Linked DNA regions of Homo sapiens: region 1 is linked to region 2. Evidence: chromatin loops called from intact Hi-C (ENCODE). Cell type or tissue: heart left ventricle. All regions are shown on one strand. Links, peaks and the distances in the headings refer to the core of each region. The heading gives the core; the rest is flanking DNA.

Region 1 (16,215 bases), core at 3,767-11,766, 71 kb before region 2:
AAATCCCTGTATTCACCAGGTCCAGTGGGCCAAGCCAATGTCAGCCCGGCCATCTCACCTCCTCCGCCATCTTGGTATCCTTGCAATGCACCTCTCCAACGCACCAACCCAACCCTGTACTCTCAAGCCTCCAAACCCTTTGAAAAGAGATTGACAGATCTAGGTCTGAATTCTGATTCTAACACTTACCAGCTCTGTAGCTTAACCTTGGGGAGCTTCTGTCGTTTCACCTATAAATATGAACATACTTCCTTACCAGGTTGTTTATAATGATTAGAAAAACGTATCAAACTCTTGGCATAGCACTGGCACGCACCAGGTCTGCTATTATTATAATATTGCTGTTCTCACGCTTCTGTGCTGGAAATCCTCCGAATGGTGCATTGCCCCACACAAGAACATGTTCTCCTCACTTCCTTTTTCTCTCTTGGCCCACCTTTTATTCCTTCCCTCCATTATCCCCACTAGGTCTTCCTCCTACATGCAGCACGTACCCTGCCCTGTCTCCCCTTTCCTCTCCTTCCCAGGGACCTTGTGCACAAATTCTTCTTTCTTTGGCGTCAGCGGCCTTTCTTTTCCTCTTAGTTCCTTCCCTTTGCCATCAAAGGGGCACTTCAAGATGGCTGTACCATCCTGAAAAAAATCATTCTTCTCTGGAATCCATCGCTTCTTTCGCTCCTTTTCAATTGCTCTTACTCCTGTCTTCACCTGTGATCTTTAAGAAGCGTGTTGCACCCTCGGTCTTCATTGCCAGCTTCTTGGCCTTTCTGCCAAGTAACTGACACGGGCCCCCTGCAGCACTGACTAGGCCACCACCCTCTCGGGGACTGTGTCTCTGACCTGCCCAACGCTCTTCATTCTCTTTTTTGAAACCCTTTAGGCGCTCTGCTTCCCTCCTGATCTTTTCCATTCATTCCCAGCAGCCCCCTTCACCAACTCCTATCCCTAACGAGGGTGTTTTCTCCTGTGCAGTCAGCCCTTGGTCCACCCCATCTCCTTTCTCATGAAGAAACTCTGCACTTCCGGGCTTCCCCAGCCACTCCTATGTGTTTTCCACACGGACGCCTCTGCAGGAGGGGCTGCCAGGAAAGTGGTGCAGGGAGTCCAGCCAAGGCAGTAGGTGGGGTCCCTGGCCAGGGGCCATGGCCACCAGGAGGAAGGGGGCCTCTTTCTTCATTCACACAAGGACCCTGGATGGGCTGGGCTGGGCCGGCATTACCGATTGGCATGTCCGGCTCTCTGCTGACCCTCCCTCCCCAGAGTCCTGCCAGTGCCTCAAATTCAGCATGTCTGAAACAGCCTGGGGGCTCCTTCTCTCTCCCTGCCACACCCCACCGCAACCCCAACCTGTCTCTCTCCCGTCTGATGACGAGGCCACCATTCTACCCCTTTAAAAGGCTTTCCCTTTCTTCCCTCTCATCCTCACTTCTCCCACCCTCAGTTAGAGGATCAGCACTGAATACCTGGGCGTCTCTCGGGCCCTTAGCGGAGCTCCCTGCCTCTCACTCAGAGGAGGGGAGCTTATCACAGGCAACATCCAGGATCGTCTGGCGACATTTTTGGTTGTCAAAACTGGGGTGGGGTGAGTAGGGGTGCCCCTGGCATCCAGTGGGTAGAGACCAGGAATGCTACTAACCATCCCACAATGCCTAAGACAGCCCCAACAGCAAAGACTTGACAATATCAGCAGTGCAATACCAGCAATACGGCCCGACATAGCAGCAGTGCTCCAGCAAAGAAACCCTGCCAGCTCCAGCCTCTCGAATGCAGCCCAGCTATTTTTCTTTAAAAAAAAAAACAACGCTCTTCATCAGGCCACTTCACTGTTCTGTCAGCCGCTGGAATAGGAGTGACTCAGACCTCGAGTCACACCAATTAGTCTTGGCTCAACCACTGGCCTGCTGTGTGGCGTTGGGCAGGCCTGCGTCTCAGAACGCCACTGCCTCATCTATAAATTGGGGACCCACTGGGCACATTTCAGTCATGTTTAAATCAAGTTTCCTCTCTCAAGCCGACGGTTTCAGGAGTGTCACGGCTTGACCTCACCCTTCCATGCCTCCTCCACTGTCTGCTCCTCCCTCTCCCATCATCTACTCCAGCCCAAGTAAGCTCAGCACTTCCCGGGAGGAGCACTGCCTTTTCCAAATCCCACCCCCACCACCCCCACATCCCGGTGTGAAACTGTGGCTTCCTGTGACTATTGTAACAAATGACCACAAGAGACTGGCTTAAAACAACACATTATTCTCTTAGCATTCAGGATTAATTCAGTTTCACTGGGCTAAAGTTCCTTCCGGAGGCTCTAGAGCAGTATCCGTTTCCTGGCCTTCTTCAGCCTCTAGAGCTTCATTCCTTGCATTCCTTGGCTCATGGCCCCTTCCTCCATCTTCAAAGCCAGCGATGTGGCATCTTCCAGTCTCTGCTTCCATCACATCACCTTCCCCTCTGTCTGTGGTCAAGCCTCCGTCTGTCTCCTTATAAGAAGCCATGTGATGACATTGGGTCCACCCAGATAATCCAGGATAACACCCCATCTCGAAATCCTTAACTTAATCGTATTTGCCAAGCTCTTTTTGCCCTGTACGGTCACACCCACAGGTTCCAGGGATTCGGACCTGGAATCGTAGGGGGTCATCATTCAGCCCCGCGCACCCCTGTTCTGAAGCGCCCTCCCCCGGCTCTCTGAATTCTGCCCACCCAACAGCATCCACACCCAGTAGTTCTTCAACCAAGTGGTCTTACTCGCTCACTCCAGGTGAATGATCTCCCCCTCCTCTGACACCCTCACCCTCCCCTCTCCTTCAGCAGTCACTCACATGCCACCTGGGGTCACTGCATGTTTCCAGCAGGCATTTACACCTTGTCTTTCGGACTGAACTGTAAGCCCCTGGAGGTCTTGGCTTTAGACCATCCCCCACACTCAGCACCATGCTTCACACACAGTAGACAGTAAATAGGTGTTCTGTTGATGGGTTGTTTTCCACCTCCAAAAAGAAAGTTGGATGTGAGCTCAACCAAGGCTTATCAACTACTTTATTTTTATTTTTATTTTTTTGAGACTGAGTCTCGCTCTGTCACCTGAGCGGGAATGCAGTGGCACAATCTGGGCTCACTGCAACCTCTGCCTTCCAGTTTCAAGCGATTCTCATGCCTCAGCCTCCCAAGTAGCTGGAATTACAAACATGCGCCACCACACCCAGCTAGTTTTTGTATTTTTAGTGGAGATGGGGTTTTATCACGCTGGCCAGCCAGGCTAGTCTCGAGCTCCTGACCTCAGGTGATCTGCCCATCTCAGCCTCCCAAAGTGCTGGGGTTACAGGTGTGAACCTCCATGCCCAGCCTAAGCCACCGTGCCCGGCTGCTTATCAACTACTTTAAAACCACAGGTTGGATGGCAGCTCACGTTGTTTTGATGGGATGGCAACGTTGCTTTCATCCACCTGTCTGCAAGCTTTGGAGTTGAATTGATACTTACATTCTTCCTGCTTCTCTTTTTTTAAGGGTTCTCTTTGTATCTGATATATCTTCTGGAACATTATAAAAAACTTATGAGCCAGGCCCAGGAACTTCAGGTAATTCTTTTAATTTCTTTTTTTCCAAAGTTCATTTCGGCCCCTGGTTGGCATTTATATAGCACTGTGCATTTGAAACCTGTTTTTTCTTTATCAGCTAGTCCAGTCCACACCCTCCAATAGGTGAAATGATTTCTTCATTTGCACACAAAGAGGTACAGAAAAGGTTGGCTAAGATCTCCCAGGAGGGTAAGGACAATGACAGGGTGCTGCCCTCTGGCCTCCTGGGCCAACCACACTGTTTGTTTTCCTCTGTCAAAGGCCCAGAAGACTTAATGCCATCAGATTTTTTTTTTTTGAGTCTCGCTCTGTTGCCCAGACTGGAGTACAGTGGTGCAATCTCGGCTCATTGCAACCTCTGCCTCCCGGGTTCAAGTGATTCTCCTGCTTCAGCTTTCTGAGTAGCTGGGATTACAGGCGCCTGCCACCATGTGTTGCTAATTTTTGTATTTTTAGTAGAGACAGGGTTTCATTATGTTGGCCAGGCTGGTCTTGAACTCCTGACCTCAAGTGATCCACCCACCTCAGCTTCCCAAAGTGCTGGGATTACAGGCGTGAGCCACTGCACCAGCCTTAATGCCATCAGATTTTGAAAACTGTGTTTACTAAATCCAGTGGACAAAGTACAGCTATCTATAGCACAGGCAGCAGAATTACTAAAAGAAAAGAAATATTCTAGAGGCAAATGAGCTTTACGGGTTATATCATTCTGATAGCTATTGCCATAATAGTATTATATAATAAACAACCACAAAACTTCAGCGGCATTCAGCAATTGCTATTTACTCCTCACGTGTCTGGGGTCAGTGGCAAGGCGGCTCTGCTGACCTTGGATGGGCCCACCCACTTGTCTGGGTGTTAGCTGGCCTTTGGTTGATCTAGACTGGCCTCAGCTGGAGTGACTCAGCTCCCTGTGTCTCTCATCCCCCAGCAAGCAAGCCTAGGCTGTTCTCATGGAGACTACGAGGTATAAAAGAAAGTGGCCCAATCACATAGTGTTTTTCAACCTTCTGCTTGTGTTATGTCTGCTAAGATCCCATTGGCCAGAACAAGTCACATGGCTGAGTTCAGTGTCTGGAGGCAAAATATGGGCGGGCACTGCAAGTTACATAGCCCTAGACATGGATAGAGTGGGGTAAAGAAGGGACCACCATGCCAATCAGCCACAGAGGCTTGAGTCCAGGGATTGGCAACTTTCTCTGTAAAGGGCCAGATGGTAAATATTTTATGCTTTGCAGACCATATTCATACCTCTTCCACTCTGCTATGGTAAAATGAAAGTAGCCATAGACAATATGTAAGCAATGGACATGATAAGCATGGCACTGTTCCAATAAAACTTTATTTACGGCGGGCACGGTGGCTCATGCCTGTAATCCCAGCGCTTTGGGAGGCTGAGGCGGGTGGATCACCTGAGGTCAGGAGTTCGAGACCAGCCTGGCCAACATGGTAAAACCCCATCTCTACTAAAAATACCAAAATTAGCCAGGTGTGGTGGTGGGCACCTGTAATCTCAGCCACTCAGGAGGCTGAGGCAGGAGAATCACTTGAACCCGGGAGGCAGAGGTTGCGGGGAACCAAGATTGTGCCCCTGCACTGCAGCCTGGGCGACAGAGCAAGACACCATCTCAAAAAAAACAAAACAAAACAAAAACACCACCTTATTTACAAAAGTATGCAGTGGGCCCGATTTGGCCTGTGGGCTGTAGTTTGTCAACCCCTGGTCTAGTCCCTTCTCCTTATTTTTCAGATAAGGACAATTTCAGTGTCACACAGCTAATGGGTGAAGAATCAAGACAAATGTTCAAGCGTCCTGGCTCCTACATGACTGCTTTTTTTCCTCACACCCACCTACCACTTACTGAACACCTACTATGTGCTCAGCACTGTGCTAAAAGCTTTCCATCATTATCTCACTTAATCCTCACAACTCTAAAAGATCAATACTGTTATTAACTTCATTTTCTAAATGAGGAAGCATCTAGAAACAACTAGAGCTGGGATTCTTTCTAGATCCAGAGTCTGAATTCTTAACCACAGCATGCTGTAGTGTTCTGTGATTTTAAGAAACTTTTGGGTAAACCTTTGTACCCAGAAAGGTAAACAATTGGTAAACAAATGGGGAAAGACTCTTTAGTTAGGCCTGTCCCCCATCAGCATCGGTTTACTTTTCTCACATTTCAGATCAAGTTCAACAGTTCTCAGGAAACTCAGCAGTCTTTACTGCAGGAAAAGCTGCGGGAGCATCTGGCAGAGAAGGAGAAGCTGAACGAGGAGAGGCTAGAGCAAGAGGAGAAGCTCAAAGCCAAAATCAGGCAACTGACGGAAGAGAAGGCGGTAAGGTGGTCCCTGCCATTTGCTTTACTACTGGAAACTGATGAAATGGCCTTTTCTATGGGAAATTGAGGGCATGTACTTAGACAGAGAAATCTCAGCTACTCTGTTTGGTGCCATGAAACTAAATTAATTAAACAGGGTGAATAATTGGGGAGGATTTAACATGAAGTTTGAATTCTAAAACTCACAGCAAAATCAACTTGAAAAGGCAGCATGATTGAAATTTCAGGAAACGGTGCCTTGTTTGTGTATGTATTGCAGTCGGCTTTATGAGATCTGAGTCATCGCTGCAGGTCCTGGTTTGTAGCTGACAGACTGTTTCTAAATGTGCGCAAGATCAACTTCAGATGACAAATTTCAGTCTTTTGCTTTCTCTTTATACATATCGGGGGAAACAAATGGTCAAAATTGCTACTGACTTTTCTAGAAATCAAGCCAGTTAGAAGATAGCAGCATCTCTAAAACTCGAACGTGCCCATGAATTGTCTGGGGATCTGGTTAAGATGCAGATTCTGTCTCAGCAGGCCTGAGACGCTACATTTTCAACAAGCTCCCAGATGGTACTGACGCTACCAGTCTGCAGATCCACATTTTCTTAGGGCGAAGGCTTAGAGGAAGGTTTTCCCAAAGTTTCCTGATAAGAACCATCCAGATGCTTTGCTAAAAATGCAGATCTTGGTCTCCACCCTCCAGACCCATTAAATCAGAACATCTGGAGAGGGCCAGGAAACTGTATTATTTAATGAGCTGATTCTCATCACTGTCCTAGAGTTGGCCCTTTTTTTTCTTAAGATGGGGTCTTGCTCTGTTGCCCAGGCTGGAGTGCAATAGTGTGACCATAGCTCACCACAGCCTCGAACTCCCAGGCTGCAGTGGTCCTCCCACCTCAGCCTCCCAAGTAGCTGGGACCACAGGCATATGGCACTACACCCAGCTAATTATTATTTTTTTTTGTAGAGATGGGATCTTGCAATGTTGCCCAGGCTGGTCTTGAACTCCTGGGCTCAAGTGACCCTCCCACCTCAGTCTCTCAAGTAGCTGGGACCACAGGCACACACCACCACACCCAGCTAATATTTTTATTTTTTGTAGAAATGAGGTCTCTCTCTATGTTGCCCAGGCTGGTCTCAGACTCCTGGCATCAAGTGATCCTCCCACCTCAGCCTCCAAAAGTTCTGGGATTACAGGTATGAGCCACCATACCTGAGGGTTGGCCCTTTTTGATATTCAGGGACCCCTCCCATGAATTTCACTGTCTTTATGACTTTTGTCATTTAGGAGATTAAAAATTACTAATGCCTTGCACCTCTCCCCGCCGACTCTCCACATTCTGATCTTAGTGGGGTGAGGGTGTGGCCCCTGCTGTGGGATTTCTAAGCACTCCCGGGTGGTCGCAAAGTGCAGCCACGGTTGCGAGCCACTGTTGTGGGTGGGTGTGGAGCAGCGTGTGCATGCTGCCCCTCCTCACAGCCCCCTCAAGACAGCAGCCCCCCAGATCCACCGGACCCCAACTCTTCCCAGATATCTCCTCTCTTCCCCGGAAGAGTACTGGACCTGCCCCCTTCTCCATCTTTCCCCAGCTCCTTCTCTACCACACACACCTGCCCTCCAGACCTCTCCCTCTTTCATCTCCATCCTCACATGTGTGTCCAGTTACCCCAAAACATCAGTCTCCTCCTCCTTCTTCTCTTTGCCTCTTTCTCTGCTTTTCTGCATTTGCGAAATAAAAGATTAAAAAAGAAGAGCCATCTGACCAAATCATGTGCAATCCGCATAAAGGTAATATTAATGATAGCTATAAATCAAGATGGGCACATTTTGAAGGGCATTTAGATACGGAAAAAGCCAGCACCGTTCCATAGAGAAGAAAATAAAACCAGAAAGTACCTAGAAATCTTCAAAATCTTCGCAGAACTCTCCACCGACTTCCTTTTTTCTTCTCTGATTACCTTCTCCTTTTAACATCGGCATCCCAAATGCCTTATTTTCTCTTTTTAATTTTGGATGGACTTTTTCCCTTGTCAGGGTTTGGTATTTCAGCCCCACCATGTTAAACACTGCGTTGGGCGCCTGCCTAGTCTTCCTAGACAACCCTGGCGACACTGGCCTGGCAGAGTGTTTTAAGAGCTGGCGTCAGCCCCTCTTTTAAACCTGAAAACCTCGGTGCACCCTACCCTCCTTGCAGAGGGAGGAAGCAACATCAGGTCCCTGCCAGACAGACTGTGACACTCGAAGGTCGCCCTTCCTCTGATACTCGGATTGATGGACTTGACCCTGGGGACTCCTTGGAAAGTTACCTCTTGGACTTCAGTGCCAAGTGTCCTGACTAAATGAGCCTTCCTTAGACCTTCTGACTCCCATCACCTGCCCTTTCCGAAAATACATGTGTCCAGGGTCATTAATCTCATGAATCTTGACTTGTTTGAGGACTTTGTTTCAAAGGGAAAAAAAATTCTATGTTCCTTTATCAATCTAACATTCTTTTCTTATTGCCAGTTGTTGACAACAATCCCTTGGTTTGTGCACACACCAATGGGTTAGATCAGGGATTGGCCAAATTGTCCCATAAAGAGCCAGATAGTAAATATTTTCAGTTTTGCAGGTCATATGCTCTCTGCTCTTCTGCAAAAGCAGCCATAGACAATACACAGCAAGCACAGTGTTCCAATAAAACTTTATTTACAAAAACAGACCAGATTTGGTCTGTAAGCCATAGTTTGCTAACCTCTGGTTTAGAACACAGGCTTCAGAATCAAATGGGTCAGAGTTAGAATCCCTCCTCTTGTGATTTACTAGTAAACTGGGTGGATTCTTGAATGTAAGCCTGTTTCCTCCTCTGCAAGGTGGGAAGCATGGTTATCACTGTGCCAAGCATTTCGTGTTCATCGTCGCATCCACCCCTCACATCAACCCAACACAGGAAGACTATTACTGTCTCCGTTGTACAGGCAGGGAAACTGAGGCTCTGGTAGCTTCACTTCCCCAGTGCCTTACAGCTGGAAAGGATCAACCTGGGGCTCTACCCTGGGTCTCCTGACTCCAGAGCACATGCTCTGAGCTCCTAGGCTCTGCTGCCCACAGCCTCCCCAGGGGAGTGCGGTGAGGAGTGAAGAGGTAGCACATGCAGTGCCTGGCAGCGTCCAAATTCCTGCCATGGTAACCATGTCTGTTAAACAATGGTCATTGGTTTCCAGGCTTTGGAGGAGTACATTACTCAAGAGAGAAACAGAGCGAAAGAGACTTTAGAGGAAGAACGGAAGAGAATGCAAGAACTGGAGAGCCTCCTGGCCCAGCAGAAGAAGGTATGTGGCTCAGGGAGACAGAGTCAGCTCGAGCCCCACTGCAGCTAGGAAGGGTGGATCTGGGGCTCTGGTCTGGGCCCGCCGGCTCTGAGCTCCAGGGCTGTGCTGTCCACAGTCCCCTAGGGAGGTGTAGTCTGGAGGGAAGAGGAAACCTGTGCGGTGCCTGGCAGAGTCCAGTTTCCTCCCATGGTAACCATGTCTATTGAACAATGATCGTTGACTCAGGCTTTGGCGAAAAGCATTACCCAGGAGAAGAACAGAGTGAAGGAAGCATTAGAGGAAGAGCAGACAAGAGTCCAAGAGCTGGAGGAACGCTTGGCCCGCCAGAAGGAGGTACGCTCGGGGAGATAGAGTCGGCTGAGCCCCAGTCGGCTTGAGGGCCATGTGGAAGGAAGTTCAGAGCGGCGATGATGGGGGTGAGATCGTGGTGGAGCCTTCCTCGTGGAGTTTGCGTTTGGGTGGGCTCAGCTACTTTGGGAAGCGTGGGAGACTCAAGGAGGGAACCCTGGAGTTGTAGCCTTGACAACCAGTTGGGAAAAAATTGTAAACAGTGTAAAACACAGTCAGAGAGAGAGAGCGCTTGGGAGACAAGTAGGAATGGTGACATGGGCGTCTTCTGTGTTCCAAAGCACAGAAACGGGAGAATGACAGAGTCATGGGACCTCAGGGCTGCGTGGACCCTCCACCAGCATCCTAAAAGCCTCCAGCCTTCAGCACCACCACTAAGGAATGTTCTCCACCCCAGGACAGTCCGTCCCAGCATGGATGCCTCAGGCCGACAGAAAGTTTTCCCTTTAGGTTGAGTTGTGTCAAACTCTTACGCCCCGGAGGAGTATCAGTCCTCCGCCCTCCCCTGCGCTCCCACAAGATACATCTACTTCCTCTTCCACATGATGACTCAGATGTGTGAAAACAGGGGCGCCCGCACCCTGTGTCTGCTCCTCCCCGGGCCCAAGCGCCCTTGTTCCTCAGGTCCCTCACAGGACTAGAGCCTGGCCCTGGCTGCCTCCTGTGGCCTGTGCTGCTCTCCAGAAGTCACAGACTGGTAGCTCAGCGACTAAAAAGGGCCTGTGGAAGTTATATTTGGCCCCGGAATATTTTACTTTGAATTCATAAAATCTATTTAAAAGTTCAGATTTCCAGCCTCTCCCGAAAAGTCAGAAAATCTAGCCCTTGTTTCTACTTAGCAAAAATGGACTAGAAGCCTTACCGGGTAGCAGCAGTTTGCCAGAGTCCTCACCACTCCCCGTTGCATTAAACACAGCCCACGTCATTTTTGGTATCTGTCCGGGCTTCATAGGCATTGAGTTTGTCACCCATCACCCATTTTCTTCCTAAAGGGAGGTGGCCAGAACCACTGTTCTCCAGCCACGGTAGCCTAGGGGAGGACTCCTCCCTCCCGCATTGAAGATATTCTACTTCTGTTAATGCATCCAAACTAGCTTTTGGGAAAGCTCTGTCACATTTGTGGATTCATGTTTAGCTTGTGGTCACCCTCAGATCCCTGATCCTTTTTCACATCTGCTTTCATGAATTCCTCAATCCTGACACAGCACAGAGGAGTGCGGGCTTTGCAGCCAGATGAGACACAAGTTCAAATCCGAGCTGGGCTACTTCCTGGCTGCAGCAGACCTACCGCTGCCTCCCTTCTCGAAGGGGCGGCTGTGGGCTCAGATCTAGTGTATAATGGAGGGCCTGGCCTGCGGAATGATTGCCGAGTAAACGGCAGCTGTTACTACTGTCTCTGCTGCCACTTGTGCCTCTTCTTCTGTTTGGGCATTTGTTTTTCTTCAACACTGACTCCTTGAGTAAAATCCTTGCCCACCCACTGCTGCAGGAGAAACAAAAAGACCTCTGGGCAAAGCCTGTGCCATTTGATCTGACCCAGGACAGAGAGACGTTTACATGTCGGTTCTCCCTTGGCGTCTCTGGCACAGGTGTGCCCTGCAGCCCTCTCACAGAGCGTCACTGAGGTTTGCCCCCAAGTGATTTCTCCAGGGGTGGGGATGAGGAGGAGGGTCTCCAAAGAGTTACTTGAGTCAAATGCCCCAAGATGTCAACAGCAAAAGCCTGGGGAAGATTCTTGAATTTAGAGACTTTGAGGCCACGGGGCTCAGGAGATAAATTCAAGCTTCATTGCAGAGGATCTGTGGTTGGGTCACCCCGCGTCTGTTAAAATGTCAGCCTACTTCTGACAGAACTTCTCTGTGGCTTCCTATCGGGGGAATTTGAAAGAGCAGCCCCAGCCACAGGCTCCATTCAACTGCCAGTGGCTATTTGATTTTCTTTTTTTCTGTCTCCCAGGCTGGAGTGCAGCGGCATGATCTTGGTTCACTGCAACCTCTGCCTCCCGGGTTCAAACGATTCTCATGCCTCAGCCTCCCAAGTAGCTGGGACTACAGGTGCACCACCATGCCTGGCTAATTTTTTGTATTTCTAGTACAGACGGGGTTTCACCACGTTGGCCAGGCTGCTCTTGAACTCCTGGCCTCAAGTGATCTGCCTGCCTTGGCCTCCCAAAGTGCTGGGATTACAGGCGTGAGCCACCGCTCCCGGCCTGATTTTCTTTTCATTAGATCTTCCGCCACATCATCAGGGTTTTTAAGGTCAACAGAATCACTAGGTCATAATCTGGGTCTTGAGGTCATGTTCAAAGTTAATCCCCATTATCTGTTGTGAACTTGGAAGCACAGCAACTGAGCATGTAGGGCCTGTGTGTGAGCCAGGCAAGGCCTCTCTTACCAATAGTACCTGTCCCGACTGCAGAGAAGCCACCCAGAGGAAGGCCTGGCGAGTGTAGACGCAGAGTCAGACACAGCAGAGCCAACCCTAAGTCCCTAGGAAGTGCCTCAAAGTCTCTTTTACAATTCACAGGAAAATGTCCTACCCTGAAACCCACTTCAAAGGATCCAAATAAACGTGAAATTCTTATGATGTCACTTTTCTTCTGCTTTAAGGCTGGTGTTGGGACAGCAGAGTGTTAGAGTTTTGTCAACTACTTTTCACTGCAAAGTATACAATATCTCAGCCATATTCTGGATTAAACACTTTTTACAGGCTCATCTGGGGCCCTAACCAGTGGTTATAATGGAAACCATGTTCCAAGTTCTAAATGCCTGACAGTGAACCTCGTGTTTGAAAGACAAGCCGTTAGAAAATAGAGGTGGCCCTTCTCATGGTGACTGGAAACAGGCTGGCAGTGTATTTCCTTTGGTGATTTGCATTAAGCTGTTTAGTTGAATAGCTTACCAGCAAGTAACTTCCCAGACAAAACTCCTTGATTAGGGCCACTAAATACTGGCCACACTTTCTTCCCTACATCCTACCAGAACATTGCTTGTCCCTTCTAGAAATTGGTGTATCGTGGCTCATTAGTCCAACATACTGCCCTTCTCTTGAAACTGGATTCTGTTGGAGAGACTTATTTCAATAATGGAAATTCCATTATTAATGAGACTCTTCTTTTGATCAGAGAGGCTGCCTGGCCTCGTGATAGGAAGCTGCCCCCGCTGCTCCCGGGTGCCCTGTCGAGAGCTCTTTATTCAGGCTCAGTGCTTTCCTCTGCGCAGGCTTCAGATCCTGGCCTCACCACTGACAAAGGGTGTGGCTCTGGGCCCTCTCCGACTTCCTGCTCCTCGGTTTCCTCATCTGTAAAATGGGCCACTCTCAGCACTTCTCTGACAGAGTTGCTGTGAGACTGAAGGGCTGGCCAGGGGCCCAGGTGTATTTAATAGCCGCCCCAACACTTTGGCTGTTATTGTTACTATTATTATTATTATTATCATTATCATTACTAGCAATTTCCCCCCTAAATGTGCAGGCCACCAAGAGCACTGGTCGTTGATTTTCAGGTTTTGGAGAGCAGCATAGCCCATGAAAAAAGAAAAGCAAAGGAAGCCTTGGAGTCGGAAAAGAGAAAAGTTCAGGATCTGGAGAACCATTTAACCCAACAGAAGGAGGTATGAGCAGCAGCAGGAAAGAATCCTCTGGAAGGAACTACAAAGCCAGATCCCTGGGAGAGTACAGTGGGAAATCGGGCAGATATCAGAGCCATGCCTCCCTTTGAAGTGGCCAAGATCTGCCGTTTACTGGCTGTGTGACCTCCGGCAGATCGCCACCTCCCCATCCCTCAGTTTCCTCATCTGTGAAATGGGAATGCTAACAGTCCCTGCCTCATCGGATTAGATGCTCTCAGGTGTCAAGTACATAGGACTGCACCCTGCATCCTAGAGGGCCCTCGGGAAGATTTTTCTGCTCTCTGGTTCAGCTACCTAGGAAAGAGGGATCCTCCCAGGAGAGAATCCTGAGTTTCAGCCAGGGTCAGGGGCTTAGTGAGCATCATCCTCACAGTAGAGCGGCATGTGTGCCACACCTGGCATGGCCAAGGGAGAAAGCACTGCTCCTGGCCCGGCCTCCTGGTGTCATGGACTCCGGAGCAGGCCCTCCCTTGACTGGCTGAGGAGTAAAAGCACAAAGAGCACAAAGAGAGATGGCACAGGTAGGTGCATAGTAAGCACGTATGGTTGTCACATCAGATAAGCCCCAGGGATCAGTGCCTTCTGGAATGGACGAGAAGATGGGCACCCCAGGACAGACTGACACCAGGGAGGAAAGGAGGGGTCAGAGCTGGAGACATCCACATCCACCCACCCCAATGCCACCAACCTAGGGACCTGGCCCACCAGACACACCTGCCCCGAGCAGCATGAAAGGCAGGCCCTCAGGTCAGCCTGGACACCCAGGTCACACCCTGGAAGTAAGAGCTGGGGGGCCAGGAGGAGGTCACTCAGGGACCCACATGGCATCTCCATGAGCTGGGCTTCGGGGACAGAGGTGGCACAGACACACACGTGCCAGCCCCCACAGAACTTCCAGAAACAGAGCTGATGGCTCAGTGAACGGTTCGATTCGGTTTCATTCATCCGCCCATAAATATTCATTTATCCACCCACCGATTTCAGTTTCATTCATCCACCCACCGTGGGCCAGGCCCGGTTCTGGGTGCCACAGACACCGCAGTGAGCAAGACAGACCAGGGCCAGGCTGCCAGAGCTTCCATCCTAGCGCAGGGGAGACAGACAGCCTGCGGAAGCAGGGGCGGCTCCAGGGCCACAAGACCAAAGCTGAGAAGCAGGCTGGAGAGTGCCCGAGGGCAGGACCGCTCAGGAAGTGACATTCCAGTGAGAACTGGAAGGGAAAAGGAGCCTGGGGGCCAGAGAGGACCACTGGATAAAGTGGCACAGGTGTGAAGGTCAGGACCTGAGCTTGCCAGGAGGTAGACGGGGGAGACTGTGTGAGGAATGAAACCAAAGCTGGCCCAAGATGGGAGGCACCAGGGCGCAGTGGAAGGAAATAGGTGGGAGAGGTGGGGAAGGAACCACAGAGCTTGGTGGGCTAAAGGGTTCATTCTGGGCTCAAATCTCAGCTCTGCCCTAACAGGCTGTGTGACCCTGGGCATGCCCCTTGCCCTCTCCATGCCCTCATCTGCCATGTGGGTGTGGTGGCAGAACCGCCCTAGAGGTGTAACATGAGGAGTCAGTATATTCATGGCTTGGGATACACCTGCCCTGGTGAGGTCAGAGTCCAGGTGGGGTGGGCAGTTGAGTGGGCACAGCAGGGTGGGGGCTGCACAGCCTTAAGTGAAGCCCTTGGCAGTGGGACAATAACAAGCCCATGAGGGAAGTGAGGTCAGAGTCCAGGTAGGCAGAGGGAGCACAGACATGCTAAGGGGTGGGATCCAAACTATGGTCACCACTGCCCCCAGAGCCTCCCTTATACATACGAGCCAGGGATGGGGTCCTGAAGCTCAGGCTACAGCCAGGCAGTGTCTTGGGCTCTGTGCCAGCCTGGATATGAACATATAAACACATCTTGCTGGGTGCGATGGCTCACGCCTGTAATCTCAGCACTTTGGGAGGCCAAGGCAGACAGATCACTTGAGGTTGGGAGTTCAAGACCAGCCTGGCCAACATGGTGAAACCCCATCTCTACTAGAAATACAAAAATTAGCTGGGCCTGGTGGTGCACACCTGTAGTCCCAGCTGCTCGGGAGGCTGAGGCAGGAGAATCTCTTGAACCTGGGAGGTGGAGGTTGCAGACAGCTGAGAGCACGCCACTGTACTCCAGCTTGGGTGTCAGAGTGAGACTCCATCTCAAAAAAAATTAAAATTAAAATAAAAAAATTTTTTTAAAAAGTCTCCTGCCTCCAAGTGGGCAGGGTTTGAATCAGGGCCCAGAGGCCGAGTAGTTAAGGCAAGGGCACTGGTGTCTAAGCCTGCACCACTCCTTCCTGGTGCTGTGACCTTGGAACACTGCTTGTCTTTATACTGCCTCGGTTACAGCCTGCGTTTCCTTTCTTGTGAAACAGGGATAATCAGATAGATGCTCTCTGGGGGTTTGCAGATTGGATGCACTAATACATTCTGTGCACAGGGTCATTGTGAGTATTTTCATTTGTAACACACCAAGTAGTGCATAATAAGAGAAGGGAAAGAGCCCTCACCACGGGGCATGCAGAAGAGTGTGGGTGACCTTGTAGGACAGGCAGGACTTAGCTCTCCAGGGCACAGATTGGACCATCTTAAGCAAAGACTCAACAGTGAGAAAAAGCCAGGTCTGCACTGGGAGATGTGGTTGAGGGGGGTGCCTGGGAGTTGGATGTGCAGAGGCGGGTAGGGTGGGTGGGTGCCACACAGGTAATGTTAAAACCGGGAACATTGGGAACATTGTCTTTCCTTGAGGGCCACACACACCTCGAGTCTCATACTGTCCCTTGAATTAGGATGTTCCCATCTCCTATCACTGCATGCCCTGTAACGATTTTCATTCATTTTTCTTTTTGCCAATAATACCTGTGCATTAAAGAAAATTTAGAAGATATAGACCTGTGAAAAGAACAAAATAAAAGTTGCCATAATCCCAATTCCCCCCAAAAAACTGTCACTTACATTTCAGTACATACCCCTCTGGTCTTTTGTTGTACATATACACGTATATTTAAAATC
Region 2 (8,000 bases), core at 1-8,000:
TGGGTTCTGGGCAGGGATCCCCCCAACTTCCTCTCCAGTTACTTAGCGTCTACCAGCAAACTGGGGGCAAAGACTTGCCCTTTCCATCCCCACCCACTCATTAGCCAGGACCCAAATCCTTCACTCACAAGTGGTCTCCTTAGGAAGGGACCCCTCGGCCCCTGTTGCCCCTCTGGTGTAAACCTCACTCCAGTCGTCCCTGTGGGCCGAGTCCCCTCCGGGTTTGGAAGGCCTCCCTCCCGCTCCTGCCCGCCCCACCCCCGTGCACCCAGCAGCTTGCAGTCACCGCTCCCCTGCTTCTGTCGCAAGGCCCCCCATCTCTCCTCCCCACTCCGTATATCCCCTTCCCTCCCCACAGGGACCCCCCATGTCCCACACCCACCCTGGTCAAAAGGGGCCCCTTCCTATGTGACTTGCCCTGTTACCCCCACCCCTACCCTTTATTCCATCAGATCCACACTGTGTGCCCTCACCAGGGTGGATGGGCACCCCCAGGCGTGTGGGCTCATCCCCCTGTCCCCCCACAAAAACAATCTTAATGTCTCTGTGGAGGGGCTAGGGAGAGAGGGCCCAGCTCCCTCCGGCCCATCCCTGGGTCCCACTCTGTTGGGTCTAAGATGCACAGCCACTCTCTCCCAGCCATGTGTGTGCCCAGGGGATGGGGAAGGTGCCAGTGCCCCTCCCTTTGGTAGCTTTCCCCACCTCCTGTTCCCTGTCCCCCTGCCCCTGGCTCCTGGAGAGGGAACAGCCTCGTTCCACGATCTGGGTGCTGGTCTGGAGTGGTTCTGGAAGGGGATAGAACTGGCCTGAGGCTGAGTCTTGGGGGTGAGCCAGGAGGTCTAGCCCCACCTGGCACAGGCAGCCCAGGGCTGAGGGAGGGATGCGGCAAGGCCGGCTCCCGCTTGGCTGGGCAGGAGGTGGGGGCAGACCAGGGGTGTCAGCCTCAGCCACATGCAGCTGTCAGTGCCCCAACATCAAGCCGGAAGCCCAGGAAGGGGCGTTTTGCAACTGCACTGTTTGAGAAAGGCTCTGACCCTACTCACCACAGCTTGCAGCAGCTTCTGCATTTGGCCCCAAGGCAGGGGGAAGGATTTCTGGTTCCCAGTTGCGGGTGGCTGAGGAGTCCCATACTTTCCCAAGGTCCTTCTGGGGGAAAATCAAGTCCTTGACCCCCGGCCCCTCTGAACCTCTTTGAGAAAGTCCCAGGGCCCAGAACCTCTTCAAGAAAGTCCCAGGGCGCCCACGTCCTTGGCTCCACGGTGTTTGGTTGGAGTTCTTCTAAAGTTTCTTCCCAGCAGAAGACTGGCGAGATTGGGAGAGCAGGATTTCCAGGATTCCTGGAAGAGTAACGTGAATGCTCCTGGGTGGGCAGACGCAGGGGTGGGTATGGATCACTGTCTGTCACTGCCCCCATCGGGCAGTGCAGAGCTGATTCAGACACCACGGAGATCCCTGTGCTGATAGTGCTGAGGCGCTCACCAGGTCCCTCAAACAGCCCTGTGACACAGAGCTCTTCGTCACCTTTGTGCAGACAAAGGGTGTTAAATAACTCGCCAAGACCACACAGCTAGAAAATGATAGAGCCAGGACTGAAACCCAGGTCTGTGACTCCAAATCCCGGGCTCTTCCCCTTCCGGGTTTCCCATCACAGACATCTACTTTCATGTTGGAAAACCTTCTCCAACACCCGCTTCCGTGTTCGTGGCGGATTGTCCATTCATGTCCCCAACCCCAGCCCCCGTCTCTCCTTTCCCCCAGAGCCTGCCTTCTCCTGGGCTTCCACAGCTTCCCTGCCACTGGCCACCAAAACAAAGATGGAGCTGTTCTGGGAGAACCCAGACACTTCAAATGAGCGGGACTTGGGAGGCTGCAGTGTGGTTGGAAGTGGCATGCAGCTGAGGGAACAGTCTGGAAGCTTCATTTGCGCAGCAAACTCACTTTTTTTTACATAGGCTGTTTCTGGTCTAGTTTGATGAGAGGTACTCTGAGGGCGACTGAGGGGAGCTGGACCCCTCCAAGCTACCCCTTGGCACCTGCACTTCTTGCCAGGGTTCTAGGAGGGCTGATGGGGCAGGCAGGGGCCAGGAAGCTGGACCTCTAGGGAAGCAAGTGCTGCCTGCCAGGGCCCGGGTGAGGGTGGAAAGCTGCAGATTGTGTATTCAAGGAAACAACGCTTCACTGTGCCAACCGAGCCCAACCCCGCCGCCAACAGACGGGCTCTCGTGGAAGACAAACCCCCGTTCTGCTTCCGCTGTCCGAGTGGGGCTGCAGCCTCCTGGGTCCAAGCAGGGTCCTAGGATCAAAGCCAGGGCATCAGAGCCAGGGCTCTGGGGAGAGCAGAGGGCAGAGAGGAGGGGAGCCTGCCCTCCTGGGAAGCCAGTCACTAGAGCAGGAGGCAGGAGACCATGAGGTCAGCAGGAGAATGGGAGCCAGCCTTTCCTTGGGGGCCAGGAGCGAGGAACCTGGGCTTCCATCCTAGTCTGCTTGTCCTCCCTGGGCCTCAGTCTACCCACCTGTAAAAGGGGCAGGCTATCCCTCATGACCCCCAAAGGTCCTTCAGCCCTGACCTGCGTATGTCTGAGGGGTCCTGAGCCCTTCTGGATATTGGAACTGCCTTCCAGGGCCTTCTGGTCCACCCCTCCGTGTTGATTCAGCAGGTACTTCCTGAGGCTGGAGATCGAGGGGGAAGAGAGGGGATGGGGGAAGATAGACAGACTGTCAGCCATCACTGGTCTCACACCTAGAGTCATTCAGGTTCCTCCTGAGAGAGACCTGAAGGGTTGACTCCAACCCCTCTCCCCATTTGACAGAAGAGGGAACCAAGACCCAGAAAGATGTGGCGGTGACTTGCTCGGGGTTACGGAGAGGTTCTCAGTGAGGCTGAAACCTTGTATGATGAGGAGAGTGGTCCCGGTGTCTCAGGGTGGGGCTCCGAGGACATGACACACTTAGAGTTCTGGGCCAGTGCCAGGCACAAGGAGGCTCTGCGTCTCCCTGGCCCTCGCAGCCAGGACTCTCCATCCCCGTCTCCGTGCGGCCTCAGGCTACGTCCAGCATCTCTGATCCCCCAGCTGCTCCCTCCCTCTCTTTGCTCCTCCAGGGCTGGCTCTGGAACCCTCCTGTCAGAGAGGCAAAGAGAATGGCCCTGGAGAGCCTCGGGAGTGCCCACCCCTGGGCTGACAACAGCCTAGCGGGGGCTCTGGAGGGTTTTGTAAGTTGAGACCTGCTGGAAAGGTAGGCAGCCGTGTAATTCTGAACCTGCCGTGGAATCTGAGGACGATGCCCTAGATCCCTGTCTCCCGCCTAGCACAGCCTTGCAGGCCCTGTCCCCACTGTCATCCCCAGCCACTTCATCTCAGGACACCTTACGTCAGAGAGGCAGGCTTTCCTTTCCTTCTGGCCAGCTCTTCCCTGCACAAGCTCTGGAAGCCTCCCGCCCTCTTCTCCACACCTCCACCTCCAGGGGACACACCTCTCCCAGGAGCCCTTCCTGGACGCAGTCAGCAGGGCCTCTGGAGTCTGCAGCCCTGGGTTTGAATACAGCTGTGGGCTGTGGAGCCCTTCTGAGCTTCTGTTCCTCACGCTGGAACAGCGGGGACAGGGGGACCCACGTTACAGGGTTGTTGTATGGCGCTTAGCCCAGTGCTTGGCACAGAGCAAGTCGTTACTAAATGACTGTCACCGCCATCCCCAGCTCAGCATACACCCTCTCCTGGGCCCCTCATAGGGCCCTGGCAGTGGTCATTGCGGCTGGCTCAGAGGCAGCTCCACAGTGCCCACTGGCTGCCTCCACTTAACCACCAGCGGAGCTTCCAGGTCTGCCAGGTTGTCGACAACCCTTTGCTTTGGGCCCTAGTGACAGGACGCAGGGTTAGAGCCCTCCTTCTCTCCTGCTGAACAGCCACTCTGATTGACAGCTACATATGGCTTTGATAAATAACAAAAAGGGAGAAATGAATTCATTATCACCTAGTTTCAGGGAAGGCAGGTGGCACAAAAAAGGGGAGAGCAAACAACAGCTCTGGAGGGTGCACAATGGGGATTCCCGTCTGCCACCACCCAGCTGGGTTGCTCCAGGCAAGGGACTCAGCATCTCTGAGCCTCAGTTTCCCCTGGGGCTCAAGAACCTACCTGGTAAAGTTCTGAGGATTAGGTATAAAAACACCCTGAGTCTTTGTGACGAGCCCATCATGGTGTCTGGGCTGTTTGCATGATAGATGATGTTTTTGAAAAATACAAGGTTCTCGTATGTGATCATTCTTCCAACAGATATTAAGTTTTTGCGCTACAAGATCCAGAGAATTAAATGAATCAAGTTCCTGCCCTCAAGAGGCTTATAGCCTTATATAGAACAAACATGTATAGAGGTTTGGGGATAGAGAGGATTGCACCCACAAGGCTAGCAATGGAAGGTTTTTTTCTTTATTTCTGCCATGATTACCGAAAGCTCTCATGAATGACACCATGCTGATGTTCTCTTTGTAGCCAGCCCCCTGCCTCTGTGCCCCCTCCTTGTTAAACAGAGCCACTAGTTCTAGCCATTCCTGGAGGAGCCTATGCATATTATTTAGAGAACTGAATTGAATTCTCACACCAGCACAATGAGATTGATACTGTCTTTGTTTTCCTTTTTTTTTTTTTTTTGAGATGGAGTCTCGCTCTGCCACCAAGGCTGAAGTACAGTGGCATGATCTTGGCTCACTGCAGCCTTCGTCTCCTGGGTTCAAGTGATTCTCCTGCTTCAGCCTCCCAAGTAGCTGGGACTACAAGCACACACCACCATGCCTGGCTAATTTTTGTATTTTTGAGTAGAGACGGGATTTCACCATGTTGGCCAGGCTGGTCTCGAACTTCTGACCTCAAGTGATCTGCCCGCCTCAGCCTCCCAAAGTGCTGGGATTACAGACGAGAGCCACCGCTCCCAGCCTGATACTATCATTTTTATCCCCATTTGACAGATGAGAAGACTGAGGCTCAAGGCGATTGTCACTTGTCTAAGATTATATTAAGTGGCAGTGACAGGATTAGAACCAGATCCTCCTGCAAGGAGCCCCTGGAGGCCAAGTGAAGCCGTGTTTGTGGCTGGGGCTTGGGGGAGCCTCCGAGAGCCTTAGAGAGGTGGAGAGGTGGGGTCCTTCACCTGCAGCTTAGGGTCAGTGGGTGGGGAGAATGCCCTGCACCCCTGGGGAGGAAGGATTTCCTGGCCTCGGTCCTTACTCCGTTCCTCCCACTTCCACTATGCATCAGCCTCTGAGTCACCTCTCCTTCCCCACACCCCCGGCCCAGGACTTTTGGTTCCTCTTTGGTCCACCCTTCCTGCCTTCTCCGGCTTCCTCGCTCTCCTCCATGCTACCTGGGTCCAAGGCCTGGTGGCTTGGACTGGCTTCCACTGTGAGAGTCTAGGCTCCAGGACAGCAGGCCTTGCTGCCTCAGGGGATGTCAGAGGTCGTTTCCTCAAGGCCAGCCCTGCCGGCAGAGGCAGAGTCACTTTGCAGCCTCAGCAGGGAAGGTCCCCACACCCTGGAGCAGCTGAGTTCCCCTGACTGCCGGGCAACCTTCTCCTTGGCTGACTTCTGCTTTTCAAGGACAACAGAGAGGCAGGGGTCAGTGCCAGAAAGGTGTGGCCAGATGGGAGCCGGGCCGCCCAGGGAGTCCTGAGCCACAGACACTTCAAACCAGATGCTTTGCCTCCCGTTCAGTCCTTTCTTATCCTGCAACATTATCCTCGCCCATTTCACAGTTAAGGAGGCTGGACTTTCAGAAGGGTTATGTGACTTGTCCAAAGTCACATAGCCAGTGAGGGGCAGAATAGGATTTGAACCTGGGCCTCCCCGGCTCCAAGTCCTCTGAACCCTTACAGTGGCCCAAACACCAGCAGCTTCACCGCCCGGGAGTATGTTAGAAATGCAGATGCTCAGATTCCACCCCAGATTTACCAGACTGTAATCTGCAATTTTTTTTTTTAAGAGACAGAGTCTTGCTCTGTCACTCAGACCAAGTGCAGTGGTACGATCATAGCTCACTGCAGCCTCAACTTCCTGGGCTTAAGTGATCCTCCCACCTCAGCCTCCTGAGTAGCTGGGACTACAGGCACATGCCACCACATCCAGCTAATTTTTTTTTATTTTTGTAGAGATGGGGTCTCATTATGTTGCTCAGACTGGTCTCAAACTCCTGGCCCCAAGCCACCCTCCCACCTCATCCTCCCAAAGTGCAGGGATTACAGGCATGAGCCACCACGCCCAGCCCATAATCCGCACTGTAACCAGCTTCACCAGGTGTGCACACTGACGTTTAAGAAGCGCTAAGCCTCGGCTCAGGCCCCCGCACAGCCGTCTCCCCACCACTTCCTGAGGTTGACCTAAGGTTATCCTTAGGTGGGTGACTTTGTCTGAGCTGTAAGAGGATAAGATGTATGGAGTAAAGATTAAGTTACGTTATAAACACTGGGTTATGTTAATATTAGGCATTCAATAAATATTCTTTATAATCACTATCATAACAATAATGACTATGAAGAGCAAGAAGCGAAAGGGGGTGGCTGGCAGGGAGTGCCGTGGGTGCGGTGTGAGGTTGTTGAACTCCAGGTTAGGATGCCTTTGAGCCCTGACAGCCCCCCAGCAAATTGCTTGGGGTCTCCCTCTTTATCCTCCGTGGGGGAGCCCCAAGCGCCACACTTATGTGCTCTCTATCTCTCCGTCTCTCTCTCTCTCTCTTTCTCCCCCAACCCCATACCCCACTTAGCTGAACTAGGGCAAGAGATCAAGTGTGAGATTCCCAGATAGGACTAGAGGAAGTGGTGAGCGCTGGGCTTTCCCTATATGAGTCAGGCAGTCTGGGGGTGGGGACATGCAGGAACTGGGGAAGCCAGGGGGGCCTGAGGGCTCCTGAGCCCATACCCAACACCCACCCTGTCCAATTGTCTGTTCTCCTGGGACCTGCACGCCCAGAGCGGCCATCAGTAAAGCCTGGGATGGGAGTCAGGAGAGACAGAATTGGGGTCCCTGTGCTCCCACCTTCCCGTGTGCAGTTTTTGCAATGACTCTGCTTCCTTCTGCCATCAGACTGTGCAGTGCAGCTTGGGGGCACCTGCACGAGGAGCAACTTTCTTTCTTTTTCTTTTTTTTTTTTTTTTTTTTTTTTTTGAGACAGAGTCTTGCTCTGTCACCCAGGCTGGAGTGCAGTGGCACAATCTTGGCTCACTGCAGCCTCCGCCTCCCGGGTTCAAACAATTCTTCTGCCTCAGCCTCCCTAGTAGCTGGGATTACAGGCATGCACCACCACACCCAGTTAATTTTTGTATTCTTAGTAGAGACAGGGTTTCACCATGTTGGCCAAGCTGGTCTCAAACTCCTGGCCTCAAGTGATCTGCCCGCCTCGGCCTCCCAAAGTGCTGAGATTACAGGCGTGAGCCACTGCACCTGGTCGAGGAGCAACTTTTTTTTTTTTTTTTTTTTTTTTGAGATGGAGTCTCGCTCTGTCACCCAGGCTGGAGTGCAGTGGCGCGATCTCGGCTCACTGCAAGCTCCGCCTCCTGGGTTCACGCCATTCTCCTGCCTCAGCCTCCCGAGTAGCTGGGACTACAGGCGCCCACCATCACGCCCGGCTAATTTTTTGTATTTTTAGTAGAGACGGGGTTTCACCGTGTTAGCCAGGATGGTCTCAATCTCCTGACCTTGTGATCCGCCCGCCTTGGCCTCCCAAAGTGCTGGGATTACAGGCGGGAGCCACGGCACCCGGCCGCAACTTTCTAATAGTTCCAAAGCCAAGATAGGCCCCCCCTTAAGTAAGCAATGAGCTTCCTGTCCTCAGAGGTATTCAAGGCACTAAACAACGAACTGCATCAGGAATCTGATTTTCAGGAACGACTGAATAAGATGGCCTCTAATATCCCTCCCAACCCCGAAGTTCTCTGCTGTGTCCTGATAGGCATCAGGGCATAGCATAGTCGTTAAGAGTGCATGTGTTTGATCAGGCCTGGTTCAGAGCCCAGCGACACC

The links. Peaks named below come from ENCODE experiments on the same cell type or tissue, not always from the same donor. Only the 100,000 strongest peaks of a DNase experiment are listed, where the experiment ranks them.
Region 1: it touches region 2 in a loop (3-fold over the local background); 28 of 110 quality-filtered maps call a loop at or near these places.

What each region holds. Positions count from the first base shown.
Region 1 is chr1:15,335,980-15,352,194 of GRCh38, forward strand. FHAD1 (forkhead associated phosphopeptide binding domain 1) reads left to right here. Exons shown (of 34, transcript NM_001391957.1): 15 at 3,502-3,572; 16 at 5,757-5,909; 17 at 9,104-9,211; 18 at 9,437-9,544; 19 at 13,063-13,170. FHAD1-AS1 (FHAD1 antisense RNA 1) reads right to left here and starts at 7,904. Exons shown (of 2, transcript NR_148919.1): 1 at 7,797-7,904. LOC124903851 (a long non-coding RNA gene) reads right to left here and starts at 4,947. Exons shown (of 3, transcript XR_007065480.1): 1 at 4,401-4,947; 2 at 2,817-2,984; 3 at 1-2,474. RefSeq lists enhancers at 9,814-10,013, 15,993-16,215. In heart left ventricle, for the core only: no CTCF peak of the experiment used is centred there; DNase peaks (open chromatin) are centred at 8,012 and 10,132; H3K4me3 peaks cover 596 bases; H3K27ac peaks cover 767 bases.
Region 2 is chr1:15,410,863-15,418,862 of GRCh38, forward strand. The region is part of intron 1 of EFHD2 (EF-hand domain family member D2); the gene reads left to right. It overlaps EFHD2-AS1 (EFHD2 antisense RNA 1), which reads right to left and starts at 1,506. Exons shown (of 4, transcript NR_183705.1): 1 at 1,044-1,506. RefSeq lists silencers at 888-937, 6,151-6,445, 7,333-7,452 and enhancers at 5,445-5,944, 5,693-5,782. In heart left ventricle, for the core only: a CTCF peak has its summit at 3,794; DNase peaks (open chromatin) are centred at 969, 5,539 and 6,873; H3K4me3 peaks cover 2,243 bases; H3K27ac peaks cover 4,114 bases.